2 separate regions of the Homo sapiens genome follow, and region 2 is linked to region 1. A link is an interaction called in ENCODE POLR2A ChIA-PET data of the cell type or tissue named here. Cell type or tissue: MCF 10A. All regions are shown on one strand. Each heading gives the region's core, and the rest is flanking DNA. Links, peaks and the distances in the headings are about the cores only. Region 1 has its middle 73 kb from the start of QRFPR. Region 2 holds the start of QRFPR (pyroglutamylated RFamide peptide receptor).

Region 1 (16,932 bases), core at 3,568-11,567:
AAAGGTGCTGTCCAGAAAATGTGACAGTTGTTCTGTTTTTAATAATAGGAAAATGATGAGAAAACAGGAGGAGATAGTGGGGAAGATGAGAGCGAATATGGACAGGAATGAGTAAATATGATGGGTTAATCTATGTTGTAAGGCACAGATAATAGGGCTGGACACAGTAGGAGGTAAGTATGAGATGTAGCACAGAACACATTGGTAGACGTTTGCAAATAGAGGAGATTAAGGGGCATCTGATATAACTGTCCCAGTTGAAAATTTGGTGTGGCTGGGCCTCTAGACACCACCTTACCCTCATCACCCCTGACAGAGGAGAGGAAGATGTTTTTTACTCTTGGGACTCCGGGCCTTGCTGGTAATAAGGTCCTCTGAGAATGTAAACTCACTGGGGCTTTCAAAATACAGGAGGAGAAATGTTAGATCCTAAGATTGCTCAAGAACTGATTAAAGCTTTGTGTTTCCATGGCTATAGATAGCATCCTTGTCCTCAGTACATCTTTCATAAATACATGACTATGTCAAAAGAGGGGTAGGGTAAAAATATATAGCTGAATCACTTCAAGATGTTACTATTTATTGGAGAGAAAAAAGCAAGTAAAAATACATATTTTTATGTTTCCTACGTCATATTCCTATGTGAAGGACACAACAATATTGCCTGCATTTCTTCCTGAAGAGCTTGGCCTGAATTGACTTCTCACCAAAGTCCTAAGGCTCTTTTTACTGATTAGTCCTGCTCTGTCTTCTGTTGTTGTCTTAGACCTTGATAGTTTTTGTGTCCTCCTACAGCATGTGTATATACAGACAGATTTCTGTTAAAATGAGTGGTGGATGGGCTACTGACCTTTATGTTGCCTACTCTGGATACCAGAATCTGAATAACCATAAATATATGAATATATGAGTATATGTGGTAGCATTTTTTAGAAATTCATCATATTTTCATTTGTCGATGGTAACCTTATCCACTGTGGGTAAAGAAACAAGATTCTGTGCTGTGCATTGTTGCTGCTGGTTCATTGTCTTGTCCACTGAAGCTTCCTATTCTGATTCTGAGGCCCTTTTTAGTAGGTCTTGGGCTTTGTTTTATCTTTTTTATTCTAAATATTGAGTTCTATATTTTAATACCTTGTCTTAACACTGCCACCTGGACCACTGAAGGCTATTGGATATGCTACAGTTCATTTCTCTTATCTGACTGCACTATTTCTGCAAGCTTTTCTGTAGATATCAGACCTTTAATGCCTTTCAGCAATAATTAAAAGGCATTAAAGGTCTGTAGTGGGCAATTGTGGTTTGTTATTTTGTTACATACTGATAATGTCTATCCTTTTTACGGTAAAAAATTTCCTTCTGAATATCACCCCTTCCCCAACTTAGACCATAGTGTTTGACTAGAAGTGTCCCTGCTCCCAGCTCCAGGAATCTTCCATGATTAGTGTAAGCCATAGTGATTAGTCTAAGGTTAAATACATGGCCCAATTCTGACCAATGAAAATTAGTCTCAGGATGTTTTTGCCACCTTTGGGATACAAAAGTTTTCACCTTCCTTCTGGACTCTAGGTAAGTACTGATGCAGCCATCTTATGAATACTGTCAACTGGTGACAACAGTAAGGCTTCTGCTGACAAAGGGAGGCACAGGAGGGAGAAAAAGCAAGCTGGTCCTAGATCAAGGTTCACTACAGGAGCACTGAAATTCCCAAGAGATCCCAAAAAGCCAACTGACTATATTGGTAAAAGCATTAAATATTTTCTTTACCAAATGGCTTAGGAAAATGCTATTTAATTATTTTATGCTCAATATTGAGTTAGTTGCATTTATGTCTAATCTTGACAACTAATCTTTGAAGGAAAAGAGTATAAGTTTATTCATATACACCTGTGTGAGACAGAGATACAAAAAAGCACAGTGCTTTGTACAACATAGTGGTACAACATTTGTTGACTTAAATTGACATGTATCCTAATTTTTTCCACAAGGGTCACTGAGTCTATCCTTATTCTGTATTTATAAATAATGTGAGTCATATAGCTCAGTGGAAATACAGCAGCTCTAAAGTCCACGCAATACTTACTAAAGCTTTGTTAAAGAACGTTGTGTAGGAAAACAAGATTGTACATATATATAAACTGTGATCTTGAATCATTGCTTTTGAGAGCTTTATAATAAGTTCTCAACTTGTCTAACATTTTATATCTCTTTATCATGAAATTCTTGCAAATTCGGATGGAAGGCCTCCATTAATGAAACATTTGTAATAGTGAGAGTGGGAAAATGGAATAGAAGATTAACAAAAGGTCTGGGTTAGAGTATGAACACTATTGTCCAACATGGAGTGTGGGAAGCACTGAACAATGAAGAAGCCCTGATTAATTAACTGGTTATCACCAAGGCTTTATCCAGGGATGATAATTATTTGGGCACTTATTTCAAGAAGGCGGAACTTGCTAATCTGGTATGAACACTATTGTCCAACATGGAGTGTGGGAAGCACTGAACAATGAAGAAGCCCTGATTAATTAACTGGTTATCACCAAGGCTTTATCCAGGGATGATAATTACTTGGGCACTTATTCCAAGAAGGTAGAACTTGCTAATCTGGGTGGAGGGATGTTCACAATGGCCTGGAATACTTTCCCTGTGCCCCTCCCGTTCCCTGTTTGGTTAGTCATTCATGGAGTAGTGGATATAACACTGGCTAAGGTCATGTCCTCAGTTCATGTTCCCACCTCTGCCGCTTGTTTGCTGAATTGGCTAGGGCAAGTCACTTCATCTATTTGAATCTTATATTTTTTCTGTATAGAATGAGGTTATAATATAAAGGCTCAATAAGATGGTGGTGGTTAAATGTTTAAAACCTAAAACTTAAAAAAGTAAAGCATACTATATTACTTTATTTGACTTTAATTTAATTTAAAAATTAATAAAAGTAAATCTAACCATCAAGTGCCTATCGTGCTAGGCTGGTGGGAAGTTTTTAAACATGGAATCACTCATTACTCCTACTGCCAATATCTATTTATTTATATCTTGCTGTTATGAAAATTTATACCTTGTATAGGTTTAATTAAATGTCTTCTTAATTAGAACTAGATTTTCCCAGGAACATCAAAAATTTTTTAAAAGACAAGTTAGACACACAATTATATAAAGATAAAAGACACAAATTACAAACTTTCTTTTGACTAAAAGAATTGAAAGTTGGGCTACATTTTTGTAGATTTTTAAGAATTCTTTAGAACTTCCTATATATAATATCATGCCATCTGTGGATAGTTTTACTTCTTCCTTTCCAATCTGGACGGCTTTTACTTATTTTTCTTGCCTAATTGCCCTGGCTAGACCTCTAGCACAATGTTGAATAGAAGTGGTAAAAATGAACAACTTGTCTTGTTTTTGACCTTGGAGGAAAGCTTTTCAGTCTTTTATCACTAAGTGTCATATTTGCTGTGGGTTTTTCATAAATGTCTTTTATCAAATTGGATACATTCCCTTATATTTCTATAATATCTATTGAGATGTTCGTGTGTTTTTTGTCCTTTATTTAATTAATATGTATTACATTGGTTAAGTTTCATGTGTTGTACAAATTTTGCATTCCTGGGATAAATCCCACTTGGTCTTGTTATACAATCCTTGTATGCTGCTGGATTCAGTTTTCTAGTATTGTGTTGAAGATGTTTGCATCTGTATTCATAAGGAATATTGGTCTGTAGTTTCCTTTTTTGTGATATTTTTGTCTGGTTTTGATGCGAGAGTAATACTGGCCTCATAAATTGCATTATTTAGTAGTATTCACCCATGATGCCATCTGGGCCTGAGCTTTTTTTTTGTGGAACTTTTTTGATTACTAATTCAGTTTATTCAATAATTATATATCTATTCAGAATTTTTATTTCTTCTTGAGCTAGTTTCAGTAGTTTGTGTCTTTCTAGGAATTTGTTAATTCCATCTAAGTCATCTGATTTGTTGTATGCTATATACAATTGTTTATAGTATTCCCTCATTATGCTTTGTTTATTTATTTATCTCTGCAAATTCAGAGTAATGGCCATTCTACTATATAGACATATAAAACTAAATGCAGTAATATTTTCTTCAGTTTCTCAGCAATAGGCAAGAGTCTACTCAGACATTCAAAGCACATGATTGTTGATTTTATATTCAAGCTCTGAAAATGGGATACAATTCTTCCTCAAACACTTTTTCCTCTATCATCCTGCATTAGTTAGGATTCAGTTTGCTCCAACAGGACACATATACCCTTGCCCAGTGTTTTCAAGCAAAACAGACTTTTAAAAACATTATTCCAGCTAGTTAGTATCAAACATTGATGGGTAGGAAATTGAGAGCCAATCCCCACTGCTGGCTCCAGGACCAGATCACTTCTGCCATGATCCATGCCAGGAGAATGGATATCCCATGTTCCACTGTTCAACACTAGAGAATGAGGAAGCCATCCCTGGGACCTCTGCTACAGCTGTCATGGAAAAGCCAAATGCTTTCCATGACTGTCTTTTTTTTTTTTTTTTTTTTTTTTTTTTTAGATGAATCTCAGTCTGCTGCCTGGGCCGGAGTGCAGTAGGGCAATCTCAGCTCACTGCAACCTCCACCTCCGATTTCAAGCGATTCTCCTGCCTCAGTCTCCCAAGTAGCTGGGATTGCAGGCACCCGCCACCACACTCAGCTAATTTTTGCATTTTCAGTAGAGATGGGGTTTCACCATGTTGGTCAGGCTGGTCTTGAACTTCTGACCTCAAGTGATCCGCCCGCCTAGGTCTCCCAAAGTGCTGAGATTACAGGCATGAGCATGTGCCCGGCCTCCATGACTGTCTTTACCGGCAGAATCCAGGTTTTTACCTGCCCTAGTTTTATTCATTTCAAGACAATACTGCTGGGGCACACTCAGATTTACTAATTTTAAAATTAGAATTTATTTTAGTCACTATGACTTGAGCCACTTAGAAATGTAAACGAACTTTGAGAGTAATTTTCTTTTTTTTTTTTTTTTTGTTCTTTAATTTCCTCATTCATTTATTCAAAAATATTTATCAAGTGAAACACTATTATAAAAATATAAAAACTTTGTTTTAATAAATGATTTTTTTTTTATTATACTCTAAGTTTTAGGGTACATGTGCACATTGTGCAGGTTAGTTACATATGTATACATGTGCCATGCTGGTGTGCTGCACCCACTAATGTGTCATCTAGCATTAGGTATATCTCCCAATGCTATCCCTCCCCCCTCCCCCGACCCCACCACAGTCCCCAGAGTGTGATATTCCCCTTCCTGTGTCCATGTGATCTCATTGTTCAATTCCCACCTATGAGTGAGAATATGCGGTGTTTGGTTTTTTGTTCTTGCGATAGTTTACTGAGAATGATGGTTTCCAATTTCATCCATGTCCCTACAAAGGATATGAACTCATCATTTTTTATGGCTGCATAGTATTCCATGGTGTATATGTGCCACATTTTCTTAATCCAGTCTATCATTGTTGGACATTTGGGTTGGTTCCAAGTCTTTGCTATTGTGAATAGTGCCGCAATAAACATACGTGTGCATGTGTCTTTATATTAGATGAAAACATCTGACTCTGAGACATTTAAAATATGTTTCTTATTTCTTTCAGCTTTTATGGTTTTAGAGACTTTCTATTATTTTCTTCTTCATACAACTCATGTGATATGACTGCTAGTATTTGCATGTTTTGATCTTCGACTTAAAAATCAGTTCAACCCCCTCTCTACACTATCACTACATATTTCTGAGATAAAAAGTACTTATGTTTTCCAAGCATTTGAAAGAACACCTACATTTAAAATGTCTGTAACTATGATGATATTATATTATAAAAATAAATACTTACTTGAAGACAAAAAGAAAAGAAATACACTATACGACGAAGGGGAAAAAAACTATAATCTTTACACAAATCACTAGGTTAAATAGCCAACTGAGAAACCTTACTGAAGGGTAATTTCCAACAATTGCACATTTTTCTGTTTTGACTTAAATCCATTTGTATTATGGCGTAAAATAAAAAGCTCTTGGGTTTAAAAAAAATACTCTGTGCTGAGACTCCCAGAACACAACTATATAAATCTTTTACTTGTTCTCTTCATTCTACCTGAATACCTACTCTACATTCATTGCCCATTCTTTTCTGGAATATATTTGTCTCTATCTTAATCCACCTCATTGTGTCCCAGGTTTATCTTAATAAAATCTCTTTGCAGTTTGCATTTTTTACTGCAAACTTTTTATGGGAGTATAACATACATAGAGAAAAGTGTACAAATTATAAGCATAGAACTGAAAGAATGAAAGGAGTTTTAGCATTTTTTTATACTGATGCCAATGTTGGCTTTATTATATAAACTACATCCCATATTTTCACACATTATATACCATTGAAAATAATTATCAAATAGCATATATTTAAATGCCTCAAAAGTTGATCATCTTTGAACTTCCAGAGCAGCCAATGACTATATTAGAACCTTTGAAAAATGAGAAAATACCTACCATTTTATTATTTTCAGAGTCACCGGCTGACTGGAGAGGCAATTTTATTCTTAATTTGCAGAGGTGGAGGCTGAAACTTAGTGAGGATAATAGAGGTGCAGCATCTAAAGTCAGACCTGTCTCTAAGGCCTGCCCTCTTCCCATGCCCCTGGATGATCAGCAGTGGCAGTTGAACATCTTATAAATATTAGCCTTGACTGTGATATAAGAATGACTGAAGTTTGGAAAACCCTGTATGCCAGTGGTTCCCAACATTTTTGGCACCAGGGACTGGTTTCTCGGAAGACAATTTTTCCATTGATGATCAGGTGGTGGTAGGGTGTGGAGGATGGTTTTGGGATGACACTGTTCCATCTCAAATCATCAGGTATTAGTTGGATTCTCATAAGAAGCACGCATCCTAGGTCCCTAGCATGCACAGTTCACAATAGAGTTCGTGCTCCTATGAGAATCTAATGCTGCAGCAGACAGCAGATCTGGCAGGAGGTAGAGCTCAGGCGATAATGCTCGCTTGCCCACTGCTTACCTCCTGCTGTGCAGCTCGGTTCCTAACAGGCCACAGACAGGTACTGGTCCCCAGCCCGGGGGTTGGGGACCCTTGCTGTACACTACCAGCTACGCTTGCTAAACCAACTGCCTCTGAAATGAAAGGAGAGTTTAGTGAATTACAGAAAGAACTTTTAGGCTGAAAGCATGTGAGGCCAGTACTGAAGTCTGGCTCTCTACCACTAAGACAGCCAGACTGGAAGCTAAAGACAACATTTCCCAGATGCCTTAAGAGATCTGGTCCACCACAAGGACCTAGCACTGGCTTGAGATCTAGGAGGCACACTCATCACACCTATGTTCTAATACAGGTTAGCTGTCACTTTTTTAATCTTTTAAGAACATAAATGAAACTTACAGAGGAGGAGGCCCATCTTCTGCTGCTTGTGCTGCCTCTGAAGGAAAGTGGGCCCAAGGAGGCATTTGGTTTTCTGTGGCAGCTGTAGCAGAGGCCCCCTTGACTCATGCCTCAATTCCATTAGTAATCTATTTCATTAATATGTCATCATATAGAGTCAGGGTTAGGTTGAAGGCAACAAAATATCCTCTAGTCAGTTCATGTAAAAAGAGGTTAATTAGCAGTTTTGGGGTGACTCATCAGATTTTTAAAAGGGCTGGAGAAGTAGGCTCCGGGCTGAATTTGCAGGAATTACCCTCATGAGATGTAACTGCCCTGATAAGAAGCCACTTCCTCTGCCACAATCTGGAAGATAAGGCATCAAGGAGCTACCACCATAATTGCTGGCCTTAGGACCCTATATAGCTTACCATGACCCATGTGCTACATAAATTGTGATTTGTTAATTCCAAATTTGTTATCCTCTCTAGTTTATTGTTATATCTCTTCTTTTTCACATTTTCAAACAAACTCTTGGAAGTGAAAAATACCAAGCTGCTCTTTAAATGTAAAGATGACATTATTATTCTACCAAATGCATTTGGAAAATAGACTGTAAAGGGCTATACTTCAAAAAATATATGTATTATTCCACTCCCTTCTCCCAAATTTGACCTCCACCTAACCAGGTGTCCTTTTTCCTAACATTGCTCTGTAGATGGCGCTATTGCTGCACAGTGGCAAGTTGGTAGCAAAAGAAACTGACCTTTAAGAGGACTCAGAGAACAGGTTAATTTTAAAGACATCTGGAACTCTGGCACATGGTTGGGTCAGAGCTAAGTATTTTCAAGTTTGGTTTGTTGTTAGATGTTGGTGAGTTGCCTCTAACGTCTGGAAAGCAAAGATTAAAAGATGCTTGGAATTTGCAAGCCACAAGGTTGGTTTGGCCCCAAGACAAAAGGTACAGAGCTTTAAAGTTTAGTGGATGTTCCTGACAGCCCGGTTTATATCTCGTTTTGCTCCTTTTGGGGTTCACCTGGGCTTGTGTAAAAACGTGACAACCTGTTCAAGAGCCTGTCTTAGCCTGTGGGAAGGTGGACTAGAGGAGCTGCCTGAAAGATGAAGTCATGAGAATAAGGGAGGTGTTTTTCATTTCATGCAGACTCATGGTTTTACTTCCTCTTGCCCAGATACCCTCTCTTACCTTGGTAATAAAACTTTGTTTGTGTCTCTTTCTGACTTTTGTTTTGTGCAATAAATCATTTTTCTAAAACTATTCTTTTGGAAGACAAATTAAAGTGAATATGAATGTGAGGAATAATGCACAAATAAAGATAAATTCTGAGACTCATTAACTTACTCAGAAAACAGACAATGTAACTGAAGAAGAAGATCATTGGCTGTTTTCCATTTCTTTCCATCCATGTCTTTTTGAGATCCTCCAGCAAATTTGAAAAATATGTGGAGGAATAATAAAAATGCCTAGAAAACCTCATCAATTCAGAAATTAATTTGACTCACCTATCTGTGAACACAGGCAATTGCATTAACAGCATACTCCTACTGATAAACAGCCCTGCCAATAGACATGCTTGATAGAGATTCACCCAACCACAACTCTGTGGGCCAATTCTATTTAGGAAATGTCATAGCACTATGATCTGCTATGAGATTCAAAGCATATAGTTTTTATAGGAAGAGGACATTTTCAGTACCTAGAGGGTTTTTGTTTTGTACCTTTAAAAAATAGCCTGAAAGAGCGGTTTCTGTATCTTAAAGACTTCCTGAGCCCCATCCACAGAGATGATGATGCAGTTAGGTCTGTGGCAATACTTGAGATGCTATATTCCTAATTGCTCTATAAACTTCTCCAAGAACTGGATAAGTTTTGGAAGCCTGGTTCGTAGAGAAGGAATAAGATGCCAAAAACCGGAAAGAACCTGAGAGTGGCTACACTCTCAAGACTTGTGATACAATTTTTTAAATTGCTACATAATATTTTACCTATTTATGTGATAGAGGTGAGTATTTGTTACATGGGTAAGACACAGAATGATCAAGTCAGGATATTTGAGGTATTCATCACCTTGAGTATTTATCATTTCTATGGGTCGGGAATATTTTAGGTCCTTTCTTCTAACTACTTTGAAATATAAAATACATTGTTGCTTACTGTAGTCACCCTACTCTGTTATGGAACTTTAGAATTTATATCTTATGGCCGGGCATGGTGGCTCACGCTTGTAATCCCAGCACTTTGGGAGGCCGAGGTGGGCGGATCACGAGGTCAGGAGATCAAGACCATCCTGGCTAACACGGTGAAAACCCATCTCTACTAAAAATACAAAAAAATTAGCTGGGCGTGGTGGCAGGCGCCTGTAGTCCCAGCTACTTGGGAGGCTGAGGCAAGAGAATGGCGTAAGTAAACCCGGGAGGCGGAGCTTGCAGTGAGCCTAGATCACGCCACTGCACTCCAGCCTGGGCAACAGAGCGAGACTCCGTCTCAAAAAAAAAAAAAGAGGAATTTATATCTTATATCTAATATTTGTGCCCATTAACCAACCTCTCTTCATATGCCCCTCCTACCCACACACCCTTCCCAGTCTCTGGTGTCTACCATTCTACTCTCTACTTCCAAGAGATCAACTTTTTTAGTTCCCACATATGAATGAGAACATGCATTGTTTGTCTTTCTGTTCCTGGCTTAGTTTACTTAATGTAATGACCTCCAGTTCCATCCATGTTGCTGCAAATGACATGATTACATTATTTTTATGGCAGAATATTATTCTATTGTGTATATATACCACATTTGCTTTATCCATTTGTCCTCTGATGGACGCTTAGGCTGATTCCATATCTTTACTACTGGGAACAGTGCTGCCATAAATATGTGAGTGCAGATATACCTTTGGTATACTGATTTCTCTTCCTTTGGATAAATACCCAGGAGTGGGATTGCCAGATCATATGGTAGTTCTATTTTTAGTATTTTGAAAACTCTCCACACTGTTCTCCATAATGGCTCTACTAACCTACATTCCCATCAACACTATATAGGAGTTCCCTTTACTCTGTATCCTTGCCAGTATCTGTTAATTTTTGTCTTTTTATACCAGCCATTCTGAGGTAAGATATCTCATGGTAGTTTTGATTAGTATTTCCCTGATGATTAGTGATGTTGAGAATTTTTTCATATGTCTGATGGCCATTTATATTTCTTCTTGTGAATAATGTCTATTTATGTATTTTGCCCACTTTTTAAAGGGATTATTTTTTTTTACTGTTGAGTTGTTTGAGTTCCTTGTATATTAAAATCACTGCATTTACAAAATTGGAAATGAATAAAAGGATGGACCTAGGGTGAGAATTGGAGATTTGTATTTTAAAACCCTGGAATCTAGATTGCTTTACTGCCTTCTAAAAAAACAAAATTGCTTTCTCTCTCAAGTTCTTTTTCACATCTTAAGAGTAGAATAATTCTTATCTTCTGATGATATCTGGTAGAGGAACAGGATATACTTTTGGTGAAAAATACTTTGAGCTGGCCTGACCTCTGGCCTCTTTGGCTGTTGGACATGCTGCATACTTATCTTATGTTTGTTAGTTTTGTAAATTTTTAACTAGATAAAGTGTCAAGTGAACTGAGAAGGTGATAGAATCTAGTGCATGCCAATGTACAATTCAAATTGACTTACACAGAGCAATAGTCCCAAGTTGTGGACTTACCAGTATGCAGTGGGAAGTGAAATGGAAACTGCACTAAGGTAAGTGTCGTTTCTAACAGTATATTAAAACAACATGAAAAACCCAAAGTAGACACTCTTAGTTCAAATAGCTCAACTTTGTAAGTCAACTTTGTATTTTAAAAAAGGTCAAAGTTATACAATCCTTTTACTCTTTACTGACTTAAGATACCTACTTATTTTGCATTAATCAATTACATTTTATTATTGAATTTTATCTCATCTATCAGCTTTTTTATTGTATGTTTTTGTGTCATTTTAGAGGTTACCCTAGAAATCACAAAATGCAACCATAATTTTGTCTCCTTTTGCCATATCTCGAACACTGCAATGAGCAGATATAACAGATATCTGTAAAATAACAGATACTGGCAAGGATACACAGTAAAGGGAACTCTTATACAGTGTTGATGGAAATGTAAGTTAGTACAGCCATTATGGAGAACAGTGTGGAGAGTTCTCAAAAAACTGGAAATAGAACTACCATATGATCTGTCAGTCCCAGTACTGGGTATTTATCCAAAGGAAGACAAATCAGTATACCAAAGGGATATCTGCACTCACTTGTTTATTGCAGCACTGTTCACAATAGTCAAGCTCCTTGCAGTGCTTTAACTTATAATAGTTAACCATTCCTATCCTTTTTTGCTGCTATTGTCACATTGTTTTACTCCTACATAAGTTATAAACTTTTCTTGGACTTCTGTGTTATACTTCTGTTCTGTACTTCTGTTCTTCCATCTGGGACCATTATACTTTGACATGAAGAACATTCTTCAGTAGTTCTTGTATTGAAGATCTACTAGTGACAGTTCTCTCAGCTTTGGTTATATGGAAATGTCTATTTCTTTGCCTTTTTTTTTGAAGGATACTTTCATTCTGTATAGAATTCTAAATTGGCAGGTTTGTTTTTTCTCTTTTAGTTCTTTAATGATGTCTTCTAGCACAGTTCTGGTCAGTGGATTTCTTCCTGATATTTCTCCAGAAGCAATATGATCTTTTTCTTTTAAAGATCTTCTCTTATTATTTCTTTTTAGAATAAAGCTGAAGTTTTCTTTGTATTTATCTTGCTTGGGGCTCACTGAATTTGTGGGGTTTCTTTTTATGAGATTTGAAAGCTATTGACTATTGTTTCTTCAACTTTTTTTATCTCTCTTTTCTCTCCTTGGGATTCTAGCTATATGCATGTTAGACTTTTTAAATCCTGTTCCACGTTTCTTATCTGTTTTGTTTTGTTCTTTCTATTCTTTTTTCTATCTGTGCTTCTTGCATATTTTCTATTGACTTGAGTCTGTAAATCCTATCTTCTCCTATGTTCAGTCTACTGTTAAACCCATCAAAAGAGTTCTTAATTTCAGACTGTGTATTTTGCACTTCTAGAATTGTATTCAAGGTAATCCAGAGGGAGACAGAGAAAAAATATATATGTATATACATATATATTATATATTACACACATATATAATCTATGTTATATAATATATAATTATTAATATATATAATGAGGAATTGGCTCACACAATTATGGAGGATGAGAAATTTCATAATCTACTGTCTGCAAGCTGGAGACCCAAGAAAGCCAGTGATTCAGTCTGGGTCCCAAGGCTGGAGAGCCATGGAAGCTGGGTATGAATCCTAATCCTAAAGCTGGGAAGATGAGATGAGATGTCCCAGCTAAGCAGGGAGGCAGGAAGTAAAAGGGACAAATTCTCCTTCCTTTGCCTTTTTTTTCTATTCAGACTCTCAATAGATTGGATGATGCCCAACAACACTGGGCAGGGAGTCTACTTACTGAGTCCATTTATTCAATGCTAATCTCATTTGGAAACATCTTCGCAGACACACCCAGAAATAATGTTTAACCTGAGCTCTCCTTTCCAGTTGACACACAAAATTAACTATCACAACAATGTTTGTTTGAGCTCTTAAAATAAATTCTTTATTTATAAATCCTCTATTGTAACCCTCCATTTTTTTCTTCAATGTTGTGCATATTTCGGTCTACTTTCTTTAACTTACTAATCATGGTTATTTTAAAGTCTCGTCTGCTAACTTCAGCTTAATCTGGATCATAACTAAGCCTATTTCTCTTGTCTACTTTATTTCATGTCCACTTTGTATCCATCATTTTATTTTGGCTTTTGAAGTGTTTTGCATTCTCTTCCATTTTCTACACCATTTAGTTCTTATGAAATCTATGGATCCACCACTTTATTTTGGGTTCTTATAGTATTTCAGGATATCTTCTGTGTTCTATACCATTTATTTATTATGAGGTTTGTGTTGGAAGGCTAACTTTTTTGGTAACAGTTTTTAATACCAGTTACAGATAATCCAAAGTTCCCTTTCTTTGTAAGTTACTGAAAATTCACATTTTAAAAATAACATCTTAAGAAATTGCACTTCTGTGTTCTGGCTCCTACTACATGGACACATGAAATGCAGGTATCCAAGAATTGTGCTGTTTAACATATTCTGCAAAATGCTGATTGCAGCTTATTACTTAGGAGCATCTTTATCCATGTCACTCTTTCTCTCTGTGACATTATCATTGTTATTGGCAAAAAAGTATTTACTGTATGCTCTCAAAAAGTCTGGAAAGAAAATCTTCCAGATTTTTTCCAAAATGAAAAAGATTCTCTCTTTCTGTCAAAAATAATAGATCATAGAGAATGTATGTTTTTCCTCAATTCATCAGTCCCATTTCCCATGTTCCAAATATTGTTACTTTTTATTATTTAACTATTTCATAGCCACAGGAGCTACACAAATATAATTTATTTATTTATAGACTAATACCAGAATGGTTTGTTCAATGGTGAACTGAATTTCCTCCTAATAAGCAAATAGGTTATACGTGTTTTGTACCAGAAAAACATCAATCAAACATTATTTCAGACCCACTTAATTCTAGGAAAGAAAGAGATAAATCTGGGATAATCAAGAGAATGCAATCATTTGGCTTATTTTAAACCAGCCTCATACATTTTTTAAATGACCTATTTTCTTTGTTTCCCAACAAATTTTATGAAACCTTTACTCTCAGGAATGATCCATAAAGGAATATGTCTTCATTGTACAGGCATTCTTTCTTCTACTCGTGTTACTATGCTCTCACAGTATTCTTCTGAACTTCCAGGAAAGATAGCTCAAGGTTTATTTGTACTTTATAGCCCTTTTAGGGCACATAAAATAACATAAATTTATTTTATATTATGAGCCTGATAGATTATTAGCAACTAGAAACCAGGTACTGAAAAAAAAGATGCCCTTTGTGATATTAGTCTTTGTGTTCAAGAAAAGGACTTGTCAAGTCCCAGCCTTTAAGTAGTAAATGGCATATGTATATATATAATCTTCATATGTATATTATCCTCATTATGTCAATGAGGCAGTGAAAAAGTGATTCACCATGTTTTCCCTGTGAAATCACCACCTAGGCTGAGGTGGTGAATACGTCCTAAAGGAGTGAAAAACCTGGGTGGTTAGGAGGATGCACTTTAGAATAAGTACAGACCTGAGATGAAAGAAACTCTCAGGCCGTGTTTGAGTTTTAAGTCCTTCATTCGAGGATGTGTAAGAGAGCCTGGCTGTGGTGGGAAATGGCTATGGCTCCTGGCATGTGTTAGGACCTACATTTCTGAAAAGATGAAAATATGTGGGAGAATGGCAGTAAGTAGACAGTAAAGTCAAATTAATTTTCTTATAAGCTTCAGATTTCTCATGTGTAAAATAGTAAAAATATTTTCTAATTAAATTTGAATAGAAATTTAATCTACTATTAAAATTTCTCTAGTTTTTCTCCTTAACTGATGTTTACCTAGAACTTAGTCAAGTAAAAATGAACTTACTAAAGTAAAAATGAACTGGGGCCTCTGCTTTTCTCAGTGACTTTATTACATTATTTCCTCCTTCCTGTCTTGTCCACTTGAACCTAGAGAACCAAAGGTATAGGGGAATAAGAGGACTATACAGCCAGCTGCTTTTGCTTTGGTGTGGAAATGAGCCTATTGCCATCTTTGGGTTCCACAAATAAGTAGACAATAGAGAAAATTTTGGGAATTTCAGAGTAGAAATTGTCCCCTGGATTCTTTCAACTAGAGGTGTAACTCAAAATATTTAGCCACTCAATTGTGAGTTGGCATATTTAATGTGGAAAAGCAGTAGCTTAGAGTATCACTTTGCATCCCAGGTGTCAGACCCTCAGGCTAGGCTGAGGGTCTTATCCTTATATCTGGCTACTGTTTAATTAGGAATCTGCCAAAAGTAGAGATGCCTTCCCTTTCTGGTCTATGTTGACAGTTGATTCTTTTGATTCTCCTCTTATCCCTTCATCAAATCAAATGCCATATGAATGCTGCTTTTTGTGCTCTGAGGAAGAAAGGATCAATTTTTTATATCAATATTTCTGAGCCATCAGACGGCATTGGTCATTTGTCAGTGTGAACCTAGATGGGCTTTTTACCCCACTGCAGATTGAGGTCAATCCAATGTGGCAAAAACTGGGGGTCTGTTCCTTCAAATGACTGGTGGTGGTAGTCTTCTGACCCTCTTTACTAATTTTTACCACATTGTGGACCCATGGAGAGATCGAATCACAATTTTCTCTTTCTGCCATATCTGGACCACGTAGGGAAAAATCTTTAACTTTTTGATAACATATATATGTGTGTTTGTGTTTGTGTGTGTATTATATGTGTATATATATATATATAAATTACAAGTGAGCAAGATTTATAAACAAATAAATTTTAAGTTGATTTGCAGGAATTATTTGTTTGTCATCTTCAGAAAATATAAAATAATTGGAATGGGAAAAATATGGATACATTTGACACATCTTGTTTAACAACATATAAAAGTCACAGCCTGTTGGGCCCAACTTGTTCCTACATTGGGTAGGGGCTTTTTCTGAAGATTTCCAGTAATACCCACCCACCTTCTTTAATTCTAGCTCCCCTGCCTTGACATATGATTCTCACTTAACACTACGTACAATTTTCCTCTGAATCATATTTCAGTCATCAGATTTAAACTTACAAAAATTTTAACTAGCAACCTCTCTGCTATCATCTTTCAGGGTTAATTGAGGAGAGCTTACAATATATCATACCCATTAACACTCCATCTATCTTCTAATACAAATAATTAATACTCTTCATATTTACTAATTCACACCCCTGTGAATATTTCCCAGCACTGAAGCAGAGAATCATTAGAAATTTTCACTGGAAAATTTATGACAAAATCATTATAATTTATCATTGGCAGGTAGATTATGATCCTGCAAATATGATCCTGCAATATCTAGCTCATCGGATGCAGCAGGGCTGCTTTGAAATTAAATGATGTGCTGCACGTGAAGTGCTTAGTGTGGTGCCAAACATTCAGGAAACTCAATCAATTTCAGCTGTTACTGTAATTACCAGTGTTAGTTGCAAGTACGCTTTCCAGCATAATACATGTCCATCTCTCTCAACACTGGTGTCTCCCAGGGTCCTTTTATAAATAAAGCATGGGCCATTATTGAAAAGCCTTCTTTTTCCAAAGGATGAGTAACCAGCACACAATAACTCAGTTTTACCAGTTAAGCAAAATCTGTAGTATTCTGAATATTTGATTTACCCTTTGTTGAAACAAACGTTTAAAATTTTTGTTTTTAACTGAACGGCTTACTTTTTTGACAAAGGTGGAACTGGCTACTAACATTTTTCATCATGTGGAAAAATGTTAACTGTGGATCATGCAAATAAAACTACAGC
Region 2 (16,932 bases), core at 4,324-12,323, 72 kb before region 1:
TCCAAGAAAGTATTGTCATATCCAATGTCATGACGGTTTTCCACTGTTTTCTTTCAAGAGTCTTATAGTTTTAGCTCTTATGTTTATGTCTTTGATTAATTTTGAGTTAATTTTTGTATGTGTAGGGTAAAGGTTCAAATTCATTATTTTGCATACTAATACCCAGTTTTCCCAGCACCATTTGTTGAAAGACTGTCCTTTCCCCATTAAGTGGTCTTGGTACCCTTGCCAGAAATCATTTGGCCATGTATGTGAGAGTTTATTTCTGGGCTCTCCATTTGATTCTATTGATCTATCTGTCTATCTTTATGGCAGCACCATACTGTTTGATTATTATAGATCCGTTATAAGTTTTAAAACTGGGAAATGTGAGATCTCCAATGTTAATTCTTTTTCGAGATTGTTTTGGATATCTTTTCACCCAAGCAAAGAAAAAAAATTGTTTTGGTCATTCAGGGTCCCTTGAGATTCCATACAAATTTTAGCATAGGTTATTCTATTTCTGCAAAAAATATAATTGGGATTTTGATAGGGATTATATGAAATGTGTACATTACTTTGGGTAGTATTGACATCTTAGCAACATTATGTTTTCCAATCTATGAACACTGAATGTCTTCCCATTTATTTGTGTATTTTTAAATTTCTTTCAGCAACATTTTGTAGTTTCCAGTGTACAAGCTTTTTTCCTCTTTGGTAAAGTATATTCCTAAGTATTTTATTGTTTCTGATACTATTGCAAATGAAATTGTTTTCTTAATTTCCTTTTCATGTTGTTCTTGTCAGTGTATAGAAATGCAACTTATTTTTGTGTGTTGATTTTGTATCCTGTAACTTTGCTAGAATTGCTTACGAGTCATAGCAGTTTTTTGTGCAATCTTTAGGTGCAATTATTTTTTAAACATAAGTTACCTCCAGTCTTTTATTATGGTAATTAACATGGATAAAAATACCCAATATATACAATTACATAATCTCTCTCATTCTCTCTCTTTTGCTGAAAGCACTTTTCACAAAAAATCAATTTATTCTGGGCTTCCTGAAATTACTCTTTTTAGATATTTTTGTATCTGTTCGTATACATAAATAAACATATATATATACATGTATACACACACACACATCCCTCATATAATTTATAAAATTCCTGCTCTGTAGCAGAGTCCAGAATATTGATTCCATGCAAACTTGTAGCATACTGTGGCTACTACCCCTGCTTTTTAAAATTTCTCATTGAGATACTCTGCTACTATGGTGTCAGAAATTTTAAAGCTCCTCAGTCCTCTTTATTCAGCTTACATTTTAGAAACTATAGCCAAGAGATCATACAATCTTTTCTAAATATCATTAACTTGGTTTCTTGAAGCTTAGAATCCCTATCTGACAATATGTAGTATGTTCTACCTCATCTCCCTCAGAGTTGGCAGCTTCTCAAGCTTCTGTCACTTCCACCTTAGTATCAACTCTTTCCTCATTGGGCAGAATTAAGAACAGAAAACCAAGTCTCCCAGAAACTTTTTCCTTCTGAAAGACAAAATTCTCAGGAAAGTGAGGAAAACACCACATGCTATGCCTTTAGACTACTTATACCTTTAGCAAACATCTAGTGAACTCCCCATCTCTGACAATTTGGTAATCTTTTCTAAGGAAGGTTTGATTATTGCAACATTTCACTGACAAGATAAAGTGCAGACAGTCTCATAAAATTACTAGTTGCCTCTCCTTTTGTATTTATCCAGATACTTTCTTCCATGTTCCTATCTTTGAGGGTAGAAAGCTCTTTGGCGATTCTTCTTCACCCTGTTAGCTTGTTTATTTTGGAAAATGGACCCTCTGTCACTGTTGTTTTCTAATCATGAGAATTGCCAATAAGCATCAGAAGCCAATCCTGCCTTTCTGGCTCGCTTTATCCCTCTCTCTAACATAATCATTCCTACTTCTGTGCCTTTGGAGAGGCTACTCACTCTGTGACCTTTCTCTTTTTCAATTTATCCTTCCTTTTAGCCTTGATTTACACTCCACATTCCCCACACAGCATGTATGGATTTGCCTTTGCTTGAATTTCCAGAACATGTTCTTTCTGTGTGTGGATGTGGCACTTGTCACCTTATTTTGAGCTATGAATATTTCTGTCCCTCTTGCCCCTCTAACAAGATGGGGCTGGCAAACTGCTTCTGCAAAGGGTCACAGAGTAAATATTTTCTGCTTTGAAAACCATACAGTCTCTATCACAAATATGCAACTGTGCCATAGTAGTGTGAAAGCAGCCAAGGATGATATGTAGATGAATGGGCATGATATGTTCCAGTAAAATGTTTTTATTTTTACAGGCACTGAAAGTTGAATTTCATACAATTTTATGTGCCATGAAATATATTCTCTTTATGCTTTTTAAAAATGATTTGAAAATGTGAAAACTATTCCTTGCCCATGAGCTATACAAAAACAGATAGTGAACCATGTTTGGCCCAGGCTGTAGTTTGTTGACCCTGAACTGATAATGAGCTCCCCAAAGGCTGAGCTGTGTTGCATGCCCTTGTGGGAGTTACCCCTTAAGACTGGGTCTGTTTCTTCACCATACTACTCTTAATGATGAACACAGTGCCTGGCATGCAGCAGACATCCAAAAACGTTATTGAATAGAGGCATAAATATTCATGTACTTATCTAGTTTTCAAACAATAAGCAGGTATTTCAGGAAATGGTCATGAAGAGTTTCTAGGGGGAGAAGGAAAGGTCAGGAGTACTGGCAGTGTCTTGTGAGATTAGCCTTGGGCTACCTTAGTAGGGGTATTTTCACCAGGTAGCGAACTGGGTGAGTGAGATGTGAGTGGTTGAGATAAAGTGGGTTGGGAGGTTGAAGAGATGAGGGTTGAAGAGGTGTAGAGAAGTCGTGAAAACGAAGACTAGTGCAATATCAATAGAGGGAGGAAGACCCAAAAGAGTTTAAAACTTTAGAGGCTAATGTCACTTTTTTGTACACTTAGCTCCAATCAAACTCTAACTTCAATCATGCATTATTTCAAAGAATAATTCTCATAATCTGGATTCATAGGCTTTTCAAATATCCTAGGGAGCCACTATGAGAGTTGATCTTTGCTTTTCACACTTCCCTGTTCCCCTATACTCCTTTACTTGTTTTGAAGAGTGCTGAGTAGAACCGGGAAAGATGAGCACTATTGCTGTCTGCAATAATGTATGTCCACATAAAGCACAAGGAATTAAATATAGTCATACCAGACCTGCTCTGGCCTTAAGAAAGCCCTGAGATTTCTTCTCTGGGTCACATGGGGCTGGAATCAGCCTGCAGCTATGCTGCTGACCTTCTTTGATCCCAACACTGTGGACCAGGGAGAGGCAGGGCATGTCTTCCATCTATGTGGTTCCTATGTAATTCGAGAGCCATCCTCTATGACCCAAACTTTCAGCCCCTAGTCCAGAGAATTGGACTCATTTGTGAACCATTGCTCCTACAATGGGTTATGATTGGACATCTTCCCTTAGGTTTCCTTCAACAGTTACAATATGAACACATCCTTTTCAAATGCCCTTGGAGCATATACCAAAATATATAATATCCTTAGCAATAAAACAAACCTCAACAAATTTAAAAGAATGCAATTATACAGAGAATGCTCTTTGACCAAAAGGGAGTCAAACTAGAAAACAGAAAAATAGCAGAAAAATGTTCAAACACTTGGAAACTAAATAAGACATTTCTAAATAATCCGTGGGTCAAAAAAGACATTTAAAAGGAAATTAAAGAGTACATTGAACTGAATGAAAATGTAAATATAACACATAAAACATGTGGGACACAGTTAAGCCAGTGCTGAGAGGGAAATTTATGGCACTAAATGCTTACATTAGGAAAGAGAAAAAGTTCCAAGTCAATAATTAAAGTTTCCACCTCAAGAAACTAGAAAAAGAGTAGCAAAATAAACTGAAAGCAGGTAGAAGGAAGAAAATAATAAGGATAAGAGCAGATGTCAATAAAATTCAAGAGAAAATAATAGAGAAAATAATAGAGAAGTTGTTAGCTAAGAATTGTTTCTTTGTAACTAGCAATAAAATAGCCAAACCTCTAACTAGATTGACAAAAGAGAGAGAGAAGGCAAAAATTATAAAATCAGGAATGAGACAGGGGATACTCTTCAGCCATACAAAGGATATTAAGAGAATACTATTAACAACTCTACACACATAAATTCAAAAGAAATTTATCAATTCTTAAAAAAACTCACCCAATATGGAATAGATAATTTGAATATCACTATACTATTAACAAAATTAAATCCATCATTTAGGAACACCTGTAAAGGAACTCTTCATGCCCACATGGCTTCATTAGAGAATACTACCAAACATTTAAAGAAGAATTAATACCATTTCTACCAAACATTTAAAGAAGAATTAATACCATTTCTACACAGTCTTTTCCAGAAAATAGAAAAGGAGAGAATGCTTCTCAATTCATTCTATGATGCTATTATTACCTGACTGCCAAAACCAGGATAAAAAATACAAAAAGAAAAAAAAGTTACAGACCAATAGCCCTCATGAAGATATACATAAAATTCTTTAAAATCCTAACTAATAGAATTTAACAATATATATAAAGAATTACACACCACGACTAAGATGGGGTTTATTTCAAATATTCAAAGCTGATTCAATATTCAAAAGTCAATCAATGCAATTCACCATTTTAACAGGCTGAAGAAAAAAATCACATTGATAGTATTAATTGATGCAGAAAAATCATTTAACAAAATTTAACACCATTGATAGAATCTCTCAAGAAGTTGAGAATAGACAGTAACCTTCTCAAGTTGATAAAGAACATCTGCAACTAACATCATACTTAATGGTGAAAGAAGGCTGAATACATCCTTATAAGATTGAGGACAAGACAAGGATGATCTCCATTCTCCATTGCCATTTAACATAGTAAACTGTGTACTCCAACCATTGCAGTTAGGCAAAAAATAAAAAAAAAAAAAAACAAAAGAAAACAAAAACAACAACCAAACAAACAACAGCTAAAACCAGAAATAAAGAGCATACAAATCAGAAAGGAAGAAATAAAACTGTCTTTCTTCTCAGATAATGTGATTGTCTATGCAAGAAATCTACCAAAAAACCCTCTGTATTAGTCCATTTTCACACTGCTGATAAAGACATACCCAAGACTGGGCAATTTACAAAAGAAAGAGGTTTACTGGATTTACAGTCCCACATGGCTGGGAAGACCTCACAATCAAGGTGGAAGGCAAGGAGGAATAGGTCACATCTTACATAGATGGCAGCAGGCAAAGAGAGAACTTGTGCAGAGAAACTGCTGTTTTTAAAACCATCAGATCTCATGAGACCCATTCACTATCATGAGAACATCGTGGAAAGACCCACCCCCATGATTCAATCATCTCCCACTGGTCCCTCCCACAACACATGGGAATTATGGGAGCTACAAGATGAGATTTGGGTGGGGACACAGAGCCAAATCATATCAACCTCCTAATAAAATTAAGTGAATTCATCAACATTGGAGGAATCAAGATCAACATACGAAATAAATTGGATTTCTGCATACTAGTAATGAACACATGGAACCAAAAATTAGAAATTCAGTACAGTACCGTGTACAAATGTCCGCCCAAAATGAAATACTTAGGTGCAAATCTAAAAATATGTACAGGACTTACATGCTGAAAACTGTAAAATGCCTTTGAAATAAATCAAAGATGTAAATTTATGGAAAGACATTCTTCTCATGGATTGAAAAACTCAACCTAGTAAATATGTCAATTTCTATCAAAATCCCAGCAAGGTTTTTTGTAGACATAGACAAGTTGATTGTAAAATGTATATGAATAGGCACAGGTCCTAGAATAGTTACAATAATTTTGAAAAATAAGAATGAAGTATGAGAAATCATGCTACCTGATTTCAAAACTTATTATATAGCTACAGTAGTCAAGAATGTGGAGGATAGACACATAGATCAATTCAACAGAATAGAGAGCCCAAAACATAAAATGTAAAACTATAACACTTTTAGAAAAATACCTAAGAGAAAGTTTTTGAGAAATAGGCTTTGGTGAAGTTAGACTGAACACTAAAAGCTATCTATAAAAGAAAATATTGATAAATATGACTTCACTAAAACTAAAAGCTGTTCTGTGAAAGTCCCTGTTAAGAAGATAAATAACAAGCTACAGACTGGAAGAACATATTTGCAAACCGTTTACTAACAAAGGACTTGTATGTAGAATATAAAAAGAACTTTCAACAGCAAATAAACTAAACCATGCAATTAGAAACGGACAAAACACATGGAAAGACATTTCACCAAAGAAGATTCAAGGACGGCAAATAAGCACATGAGATGTTCAATATTACTTGCCATTAGGTAAATGTAAATTAAGGCCCTAAAGAGATATCACTACAGATCTATTAGAATAGCTTAAAAAAAAAAAGCAGCAAAACCAAATGCTGGCAAGGATGTGGAGAAACGTAACTTCTCATGCATTGATGGTAGAGATGGAGACTTGTACAGCCACTCTGAAAAGTAGTCAATCTCTTTAAAAATTAAATATACACATTACAGATTCAATAATCAAAACTTTTGGCATTTCCTATAGAAAGGAAAACTATGTTCACACAAAAACCTGTACATGATTCTTTATAGCAGCTTTATTTTTAATAGCTCAAAATGGTAATCAACCAAAATGTTCTACAAGAGGTGGATGGTTAAATAAACGGTGATACAGCCTCAGCAATAAAAAGAAACAGCCATTAATACATGCAACAACTTGGATGGATTTAAAGGGCATTAGGCTGAGCGAAGAAAATTCAATATCAAAAGGCAGCATATTGTATGATTTCCCTTACGTAATGTTCTGACAAAAGTTAAGAGAGAACATATTAGTGGTTGCCAGGAGTTAGAGATGGTGGAGGGAGGGGCTAGGTGTGAGTATAAAAAGCACCAGGGAGATTTTTGTGGTGATAGAAGAGTTTGTATCCTGACGGTTACGGGAATCTACACTTGAGATAAAAACATGCAAACACTGTACCTGTGTCAAATTCCTGGTTTTGTATTGTTCCGTAGTTAAATAAGATGTAATGAATGAAAGAAACTGGGTGAAGGGTGGGTACGCAGGATCTTTCTGTATTATCTTTGCCATTTCCCAAGTTCTATATTTTAACTATCTTAATTATTTTTCAATACAGAAAATAATTTAAAATAAGCCCTATTTGCCTTGGGTAGTTGTGGCTCCCATTATTACGCAAGAGGAGAAACTTGAAACTGTGGAACCCCCCAATACCCAGTTTCACATACAAGCATTACCTGACTGGGGCCATGCCCTGAGAAAGGCGCTGGGCGGCAGCAAGTTGGTGAGCCAGGGAAGTCTTCCCTCGCCCTGAGGGTGCGGGGAAGCGGCGTTGGCGCCACTGAAGCTGGGTGTGAGGGAGGCGTCACCGAGTTCAGCCCCACCCTCCACCGCTCCCCAAGCGGGTCCGGCGTCCGCATCGCATGGCCAGAAGGCGGGGAGCCAGAGGCGCCAGGACCCTCGCGTGGCGCTCCAGCACCCCAGACCGTGGCGGCGCCTCGCCTTAGGGAAGAGCAAGGGAAGAACTTTATTTGAACCGCGAACATTTTTTGGTCACTGAGATCGAGTCTCCCAGTGCTTTGGCTTCCCGCCTCTTTATCGTGGGTTTGATCCCTGAGCTGCTCTCCTTTCCCGAACCTCCCGGGGTGCAGCCTAGAGCCCTCCCGCGCGGCTGACTCCAGAGTAGAGGAAGGGAGGCGGCCTCCGGCTGGTCCCCCGAAGCCCTCGCTGCCCCGCAGATGCGGATGGCCAGCCAGTAGCGGGCGGTGGCCCCGCGTCCCGGGAGCGCACAGCAATGCAGGCGCTTAACATTACCCCGGAGCAGTTCTCTCGGCTGCTGCGGGACCACAACCTGACGCGGGAGCAGTTCATCGCTCTGTACCGGCTGCGACCGCTCGTCTACACCCCAGAGCTGCCGGGACGCGCCAAGCTGGCCCTCGTGCTCACCGGCGTGCTCATCTTCGCCCTGGCGCTCTTTGGCAATGCTCTGGTGTTCTACGTGGTGACCCGCAGCAAGGCCATGCGCACCGTCACCAACATCTTTATCTGCTCCTTGGCGCTCAGTGACCTGCTCATCACCTTCTTCTGCATTCCCGTCACCATGCTCCAGAACATTTCCGACAACTGGCTGGGGGGTAAGAGTCGCGCCCCGCTCCTTCGCTCCTTCTCTCTTAACCCTCTGCCTTTCAGGGGATCTCTCTCTCTCTCTCTCTCTCTCTCTCTCTCTCTCTCTCTCTCTCTCTCTCTCTCTCTCTCCTCTCTCGTCTGTCTGTCTCTCTCTCGTCTGTCTCTTCCTTACACTTCTCTGTCAAATGAATCCGGTGCTCTTTCTTAGAACTTCGCCACCTGTGTTCACCTGGACATAAGTTCTTTTGGCCGCCTCTGATTCCCCTCCAGTGCTTCCTCCTTGTGGCTTAGAGACATAGGTTGGGGAAAAGCTTCGGAAAGGTCCCGAGCAGTGAGGCAGGAAGTCGCACCCCTCGCCACTTATTTCAGCTCCCTTTCCCGTCATTACCAGGTTTTTCTCCCCTAGTTTTCTTACTAAAAGTGAGATAAAAATATTTCAAATAATTAAACCAAAGTTAAAAATCTCATTTCCTCATTCCCCCACCCTCCAGCCTCACTTCCCAGTTGCTTGCAGACAGCTTCTTGTACCTATGAGCATAAAACAAATATAATTCATGTGCAGAAAAAATATATTGAACTAGTCCTTTTAAAAACTGTATTAAGTGTCATGCAGGAAGAAGGAACACAGAAAACTGATGCCCTCCTATTATAAAAGAAGAGATAACATTCTCCTCCTTCCGTATAATGGGGGAAAAAAAATGACAGAGGAGAGGTGGAGTCACTGAGTTGGGAGCAGTGTGTGGAGGTTGGAAAAAAAGATATATTTCTTGAGATGATCCAGCTTTTCCAAGAACACAGCTGGAGAATGCCCTGGTGTAAACCCAGGAGCAGTAGTGTGTTGTATTCTCACCAGTGCTTAAGGTGCACCATGGGCCTCCCCTTTTTCACGGTTGGGTGTATTCTTGTGGCCACATCAAAATGGTTAGAAATGTAAGAGAAATAGATCATTATGCCTTCAATCTCTGCTATTTCTATCCCATTACTAATTCTCTTAAACTCATGGAGGGTGTTTCATCCTACCATTACCAATTTGAGATCGTGAGCATTGCTTTTTTTCTCATTAGCTTAAACTGAGTTTGCTGTTAGTCAGTCAGAATGTTAAAGTCCTTGATTCTTATCAATCTATAATGTAAATATTTTCAAAAAAGCATTAAACATTGAGTACAGAGCATTGACTTGAAAGTAATACACAATGTGGAAAGTAAGACCTTGATTTATGGATTAGAGACTTTCTTATGCACTCTGATGCAGTAATTGTATTTGGGCATTTTAAAGTTGCTCAGTGCAACTAACTCCATAAAATTAATGGGGTATTTTTTGATCATCATACGGAACTTGGTTTTTGGGGAAAAGCACATGAGTTTTCATTTCTAAATGTTTGTGAAAGCAGATTTATGAGGCTTCTTTGTGCTGGGGATGATTATAGCTCCATTTGTAAAGGTGAAAATAATTATGCAAAGTGGGATTTTATGGTGGGGATCAAAAGAACTGGATTACTATTTTGGCTGTAATACATGTTAATTTAGTATGTCTGGGTCTCAATTTTTCAGTAAAATATTAGGGATTAGAGAAGTTTGAAAGTGCAGTGAGTCTGGCCAGGCGTGGTGGCTCACGCCTGTAATCCCAACACTTTGGGAGGCCGAGGCGGGCGGATCACGAGGTCATGAGATCGAGACCATTCTGGCTAACACGGTGAAACCCCGTCTCTACTAAAAATACAAACAACAACAAAAAATTAGCCGGGCATCGTGGCACGCACCTATAGTCCCAGCTGCTCAGGAGGTTGAGGCAGGAGACTTGGCTTGACCCCGGGAGGCAGAGGTTGTAGTGAGCCGAGATCACGCTACTGCACTCCAACCTGGGTGACAGAGCAAGACTCCGTCTCAAAAAAAAAAAAAAAAAAAAAAAGTGCAGTGAGCCAGATCTTTAGCTCCAGTTCATGTTGGGGAATCATGGCCAAGAAAGGCCATATGGTGCATCTTCCATCCTCAGGGCTTATTTGGGCACTGCCAAGGTTTTTCTCAAGTTTTCTTTTCTCCCTGCTTCTTACTTCATGGAGAACATTTCACTTTAGCTTCTAAATACTGAAGGAGAGTAATATATTGCTCATTTATTTTATAGGGTTAGTGTGAGAATAAAGTGTGTTAGTAAAAGTGCTTTGAAAAATATTGGTCATGCCATGAAAGTATAAGGTATTAATTCTATTAAGGGGTGTTTAATTGGAGGTGGCCTATGTTTATCTGGGACCAGATTTATAGAATAAATAATGATCTTATAAATTGAGTAAATAATACCAAAATTGAAGTGCGAGGGAGAGGTGAGAGCATGCAGAGGGGCTAGAGATCAATATGAAAATAGAATTAACTTGCGCATTATAGGACAGGATAATCATGGCAAAATTTCCTTGATAAATTAACCAAAGTTCAAGAGAATGTAATCTAAGAGCCAAAAATTAATTCATAATTTATTATTTTACAAAGCTATTGAGGATCTCCTATCTGGAAAAGTGTTCTACCTTGAGAGTACAAAAGTGAGTAAAGTCTATCTGTGCCCTTCAGGACCTCAGAGAATAGGAGATGGCCCCAAAATGAGCAAAAACAGGATTTGATAGAAAAAGGATCCACTTTGCTCTACGAGCACAGAAGAGTCAGGAAGGCTTCCTGAAGGATGTGATGTTCAAGCTGGGTCTGGAAGAATAATTCAGAGAATAATTTAGACTCTTTCCAGCAGAGGATGGAGTGTGTTCTAGGAATAGGGGTCAGTGCCAAGTTGGAGGGAAGAAAGAAGATGGTGTGTTCCAAGAATACCGTGCAAGGCATTGCAAGAATGCACAGGTTATATGTGGGGAATGGCAGGAAATGAGACAGAAAAGTAGTGCAACTGGGGAGGAAAAAAAAAAAAATATATATATATATAGTTATGTAAAAACCTAAAATATGAATACCCCTCAAATTCCTTCAGGGGTGAGGTAGGAAACACAAACAAAGCAATGAAGATCACCAGGAAGCAACGGCGACAAAAGGAAGACTGTCTCCTCTAAAGGGGGCAGGATTGCAGCATGCTGGAGTGGTGCCCAGGATTGTCACATCTTCTTTTGTTGTTGTTCTTGCTTCCCCACCTCTCCTTCTGAAAAGCTGGGAATACAGATTTTTATGATGCTGACTTCTAAGTCAAATACAAAAAGTAAAATGCAATCAGGTAAAAGAAAACATCTCTATGGCTTGGTCAGAAATAATTCATGGACTTCCAGTTTGTCACATCTCTACATTGCCTGTCTCTCAAATATTTCTGACAATGCTAAGACTGTGAATGACTGTTTTATTCTTCTTTCAGTCCATTCCTCTTTCTTGCTGGGGACCAGCAGCACCTATTGAGTCAAAACCTGCTTTTTAACAAGGTTCTCAATTGTTTCACGTGCACATTAAAGTTTGATAAGCACTAGAGAAGTCAGCTCAGGTCTTTATAAGGAAAAAAAAAAGTTTGTTAAGTACTACTTGAAGTAGTAATGGCTCTTAGACCTGGCTACACAGAGAATCTCCTGAAGGGCTTTTGAAAATGGCCTGCGCCAGCCCCAGCCCAAACCAGTTACACTTGTCTCTTTGGAGCCAGCCACACTGCCTTACAGAGCCCAGTGTGCACAACTCTACTCAGGTCCCCTTTCAGGGACATCATGTTGTTATCTTAAAACTGGTTGTGGTGGGAGTATTCACATCATGGAAATCAGCACTTACTAGTTAGGCCTGTTTTTTAAAAAAGTGAAAAAAAAAAAAAACAAACCCAGAAATCAAACAGTTGCTTTCCCAGCACACCACTGAGCAAAGACATTGAGTTTTCTTTTGTACACTGCTGGGACCATGAATAATAGGTGAGGCAAAGTGTAGCCACAAACATGTTTTTACATGAATTACACTAAAGTTGGAAAGAGATACAGCTGATCCACAGCATCTAAGTGTGCCCAGCATGGAGGCAAGCTGACATTCAATTCCTTTCATCCACCTTACCATCATTGCCTTATTGGCTTACCTTTGATCTACCAGTTGACTCACTCTCTACTCCCCAGGACTCCTTCCAACATGGAGCTAGCAGAAGTGGCGATTCTCTGCACCCAAATATTATAAATGGCACATGTTTATGAGTTTTTTGTTACTCATATGAGGGTGGAGTTGCTCTGCCATGGCCCTTTCCTTTAGGAAAGTTTTGTCTCTGTTCTCTTCTCTGATTTACTGGGCTAGACTGCAGAAGTGGATTTGTCCATTGCCTCCTTAGGGCCACCAAATTTACCTGTCCTTATCTGCAGCCTGTTCCTCCTCATTTTGTTTTGTTTTTTCCTCCTTTTTATCTTTTTCTTCACAATGTCCAAATGCTCCTCCAAATTCACTCACTGAACATGTTCTGTTTCTTCCAGCTAAATACAGAACTGATTTTGCTTGTGACCAGTGCTGCAGAACACCACTCTCTTCTCTAAGTTTCCATGAACTAGTCTTTTTTTGCCTCTTTGTTTCCTTTATGTCCCTATCTCTGTATTTTCTGCCTTTTGAGAGTTCTCAATCTTTCTCTTATTTTGCGAGTAAGTGTCCACTGAAGCTTAGCATGCAACCTCTTTTCTTTCATCATCAATTTCTGCATAGAGGCTATAGTCATGACTCTCACTTCTTTGCTGATGGTTCTGAAATAGTATCTAATCAATATCATAAGCCATGGTCTTTCACCTGATCTGAAGACTTGGCACTTACACATGAATATATTACCAGCATCTCTCATTCTCTCATGGTATCTTGTTCCTCTGCCCAAAGTCTAAAGTATTATTAATGGCACTATGAGTCATTCCTGTATTCAGCATTTCTTGGGTATTTCCTGTGTGCACTGGGATATTGCAGGTATTGAGAAAGCTGTGTTTCTGTGGAAAAGCCAAGTTTCCATTAGACTAAGAAGGGGGAGGAAGCATTCAAAGAAGTAATGGAGAATGCAGGGCATTTTGTAGATGTCAGGGTTCCAGAGCACACAGTGCAAGTATTGAGGAGTAGGGAGCTTGAATCAGATTAGGGGATGTTCACAGTCTGATGGGTTTGAGTCCAAAGTTGAGGGATAGGCTGGGAGAGAATGGGACTCGTGGTAGCTGAGGTAAATGAAAACTTAAGGCATAGGAATGTTAATTCTGAACACTTCCCAGGAGGAGACAGAAAATCAGTTCTAATGCTAGCCTGCTTTATGACTCTAAGCATTAAGAAGATGAAATGGGGAGTGTTTGGGGTGTGCCTGGAGTAGTGGCCTTGCTAGGATCCTGCTGGGTTCTGTATCCACTTTCATCCTGCTGTGGATTCCGGCACAGCCAGAGGGAGGATGGTCTCCTCAGGTGCACACACAGCTCTGCAGCACTCCCCCAAATCCTGCCGTGGGCAGTGAAAAGAATTTTCTAGCAGTGGCTGGCAAATTGACTAAAAGCAATTCCAAAAAAAAGGAGTTTGAAATATATTCTAAGTAATGGCAGCATCGTTGGGGGAAGTACACATTCATGCACTTTTACTATCTTTGAAGAGTATTAGGGTAAGAAAACACAGAAAATTAATTTTCTCAGCAGCTGATATGAGAATTCCTCTTAGAGTGGTAATGCTCAATCTTGGCAACATGTAGTAAATCATCTGGGAGTTTTTTAAAACACAGATGCCTGGTTCCTACCCCTGGAGATTCTGATTTAATTGGTCTGATTATAATTGGTATGGAGTTTTCAAAAGTTCCCAAAGTTAGAAAAGTTATAATTTGCAGCCAAAGTTGAAAGCCACTGATGTAGTGTAAATGCTGACAGCACCAGGAGTTCCCCAAGTTAGAAAAGTTATAATTTGCAGCCAAGATTTAAAATCATTGATGTAGTGTAAATGCTGACAGCTCCAGGACTCAGGCTGATATGAAGATTAAAAGAAATAATAGATGTAAACACTTTTTAAAAAAGTATAGTGCCTACCCCATGTACCAGCTCAATATAGCTATTATATATTTAAAAAATAGCAATGGCAGTCAGAATGCTTAGAAAATGCAAAAGTAGATTATATTAACTGGAGTCCAACAAGGAGCTCAGAGGCAATTCTTCCGTTTTCTGCAGCCTATTGCGTCTTTACTAAAGCCCTTAACGTTTTTAGAGTCTTTCAAGATGAATTTGGAAAGGATTCAAAAATGGTGAAAAGATTGGAATATAAGACATACAAAGAAATATAAGAAGAATTATTCTCTTGCCTGGAGAATAGAACTTTAGTTATAAATTAGCACACCTCACCACAAAGGTTTTTCAGTCTATTTTGCCCAGGGCCACAGCGGATGTGGGCGGGTAACAGAATGGTAGTAGGCGAAGCTCCAAGCTTCATTATAACAGCTCCTGTCTCTCTTTTTAAGAATTAGAATTTTGCATGACTTTATATGAAAAATGAAAGGATTTAACTGGAAGGAAAGGAGGGAGAGAAAGAAAGCACTCACTGTACACAACATGAAATGTTAGGGTGTGTTTTTAGAGATTGAGAGCTGATACATTGTGAAATGAATTAAAGGAGGTTGTTGAACTTCATTTAGTGAAAAGATCTTAATTTTGAGGGCCAATTCAGAACAGAGAGCTTAACCTGGAACTTCTTCGGTCCCATTTTATTATTCAATCAGTGACTAGAAAACATCAGTTACATGTGTTATATAATTTTTTTCTATGATATTTCAGAAATTTTAGAGTTCTTGGGGAAATTTACATATGGTAAGATTGGTGTAAAATCAACAGTATTGTGGGGCTTAAAAAGTCAACAGAAATGATAAAAGCTATTGATGAAGAATAGTCTTTTTAAAATAAGGAAGTATTAAAAAAGATGTAAATTAAACAGAGGTCCAACAGCAACAGTAGTTTGGAAATAAAGTCAGGAATTATGCTGTGGACAGCCTCTGGTTGATCTTTCCTAGAATCAATTACGTGCACACTTTGAGAAGAAAAGATGCTGTAGGTCACTAAATTTTTTTGGTAGGTGAGAGAGTGGCAGTAACAGCAACAGCATTTATGTAAAAGATTCTCTCTACTTAGGACAAGAACAGTTTACATTTAAAATAATGACAAGGATTTAGCAGTAAGAAAGTTTTAAATATTTCACTGTGCACTTAGGAGGCATAAAATGAATTCCCTTTTAGTTTGCTTTTCTAAAACATAACTATTCTTTGATAAGTTGTTGATTTATTAGGATTCTTGTTTGTGGGAAGAGAAGCCCAACTTAAATTACCTTAAGAAAAAAAAGGGAATATTCTACCTCTGCAACTGAAAAGGTCAGAGTTAGGGCTGGTTTTAGGCATAACTGGATTAAGGTCTTCAACAGTGATCATCCTCCCCCTCGGCGGCCAGCTCCACTTCCCTCTGTGTTGTGGTTTCATTCTAGAGCTGTCTTTTGCCCAAGTGTGAAAGATGACCCCAGGAGCTATAAGCTTACATTTTCTTTAAAACTCCCTGTCTCAAACCAAGTGTCCATCGATGGACAAATGGATATACAAAATATGCTGTGTATACACACAGTGGAATATCACTCAGGCATGAAAGGGAATGAAGTTCTGATACTTACTACAACATGGATGAACTTTGAAAGCATTATGCTCAGTTAAATAAGCCAGACACAAGAGGACAAATGTTGTGTGATTCTACTTACATGAACTATTTAGAATAAGCAAAGTCATAGAGACAGAAAAGGTACTAATGTTACCAGGGGCTATGGGGAGGGCAGAGTGGGGAGTTATTGCTTAATGCTTAGATTTCTGTTTGGGGTTATGAAAAAGTTTTTGAAACAGATAGTGGTGTTCATTGCACGACACTGTGAATGTGATTAATGCCACTGAATCATACACTTAAAAATGGCTAAAATCATAAATTTTATGTTAGATATATTCTACCACAATAAAAAATTCTAGAACAAAAAATAAAACTTTTTATCTCAGGAAATGAGAGAGAATACTTCCCGGTAGTTGCAGAAAATTCTGGAAGGATTCTAGCCAGTTTGGCCTTGCTGTCTTACCCATAGAACTAATCACGCACCTCAGGGAGCGCCATCGTCACTCCTATTCAAACACCCAGAGATACCCCCTACAGCAGGAAGAAAAGCCTATTGAGGAGCCACTGTGAGGCAGTTTCTTATCCCTGTCTTGTGGGAGACTGACCTTCTCTTATCTATCTCCCGTTTGGTTTCCGTTGAGTGTAAGACTTCCCTCCTTTCTCCCCACCTTGCTCCCACTTAAGGTTCAGCTACAGTCTTTTGTGTAAGTCTGTACAATTTCTTGGCCGTGGTTTAAGGGTTGCTCCTCCCCAGCAGGGCAACCCATTGCCCATACTGTCAGTCATCTTGCTCTTCAAGGCTCAGTGTCTTCCTGTGTTGATCTTGCCTTTGGCATCTGTGCAAGTAATAAACTTCCTGAATCCATTGATGCTCATTGTCTCCTTACTAACTGAATCAATGGAAGTGTGACAAGCTAACAACTGTAGTAGTGACACTTGGGACCCTGTTAGCCACTAAGCCCCTTGGAAAGGCTTGACTGCTTAGCATGAAGTTCTTCCATAGGAAGGTACTCAGGGTAGATATGTTTAGCAGAGTTGGCCATTTATGTCTAGTGGAGTGAGTCAACTTACAGGGACTAAAGCTCCCCGATCATATGTCTTCCCATAAGGCCAAGCCCTGCACTAGGTTTCTCA

What was found. ChIA-PET counts read pairs that join two places held together with the same protein. Peaks named below come from ENCODE experiments on the same cell type or tissue, not always from the same donor. Only the 100,000 strongest peaks of a DNase experiment are listed, where the experiment ranks them.
Region 2: POLR2A ChIA-PET joins it to region 1 with 5 read pairs; 1 of 35 experiments calls an interaction of 5 or more read pairs at or near these places.

What each region holds. Positions count from the first base shown.
Region 1 is chr4:121,299,195-121,316,126 of GRCh38, reverse strand. No RefSeq gene overlaps it. Among named protein-coding and RNA genes, the nearest start is that of QRFPR, 73 kb to the left of the region's middle. RefSeq lists an enhancer at 8,195-8,284. In MCF 10A, for the core only: a CTCF peak has its summit at 8,139 (motif pointing right); a DNase peak (open chromatin) is centred at 8,166.
Region 2 is chr4:121,371,624-121,388,555 of GRCh38, reverse strand. It overlaps QRFPR (pyroglutamylated RFamide peptide receptor), which reads left to right and starts at 7,538. Exons shown (of 6, transcript NM_198179.3): 1 at 7,538-8,248. The coding sequence starts at 7,909. RefSeq lists an enhancer at 6,968-7,752. In MCF 10A, for the core only: CTCF peaks have their summits at 7,376 and 7,594; DNase peaks (open chromatin) are centred at 7,435, 8,065, 8,495 and 11,295.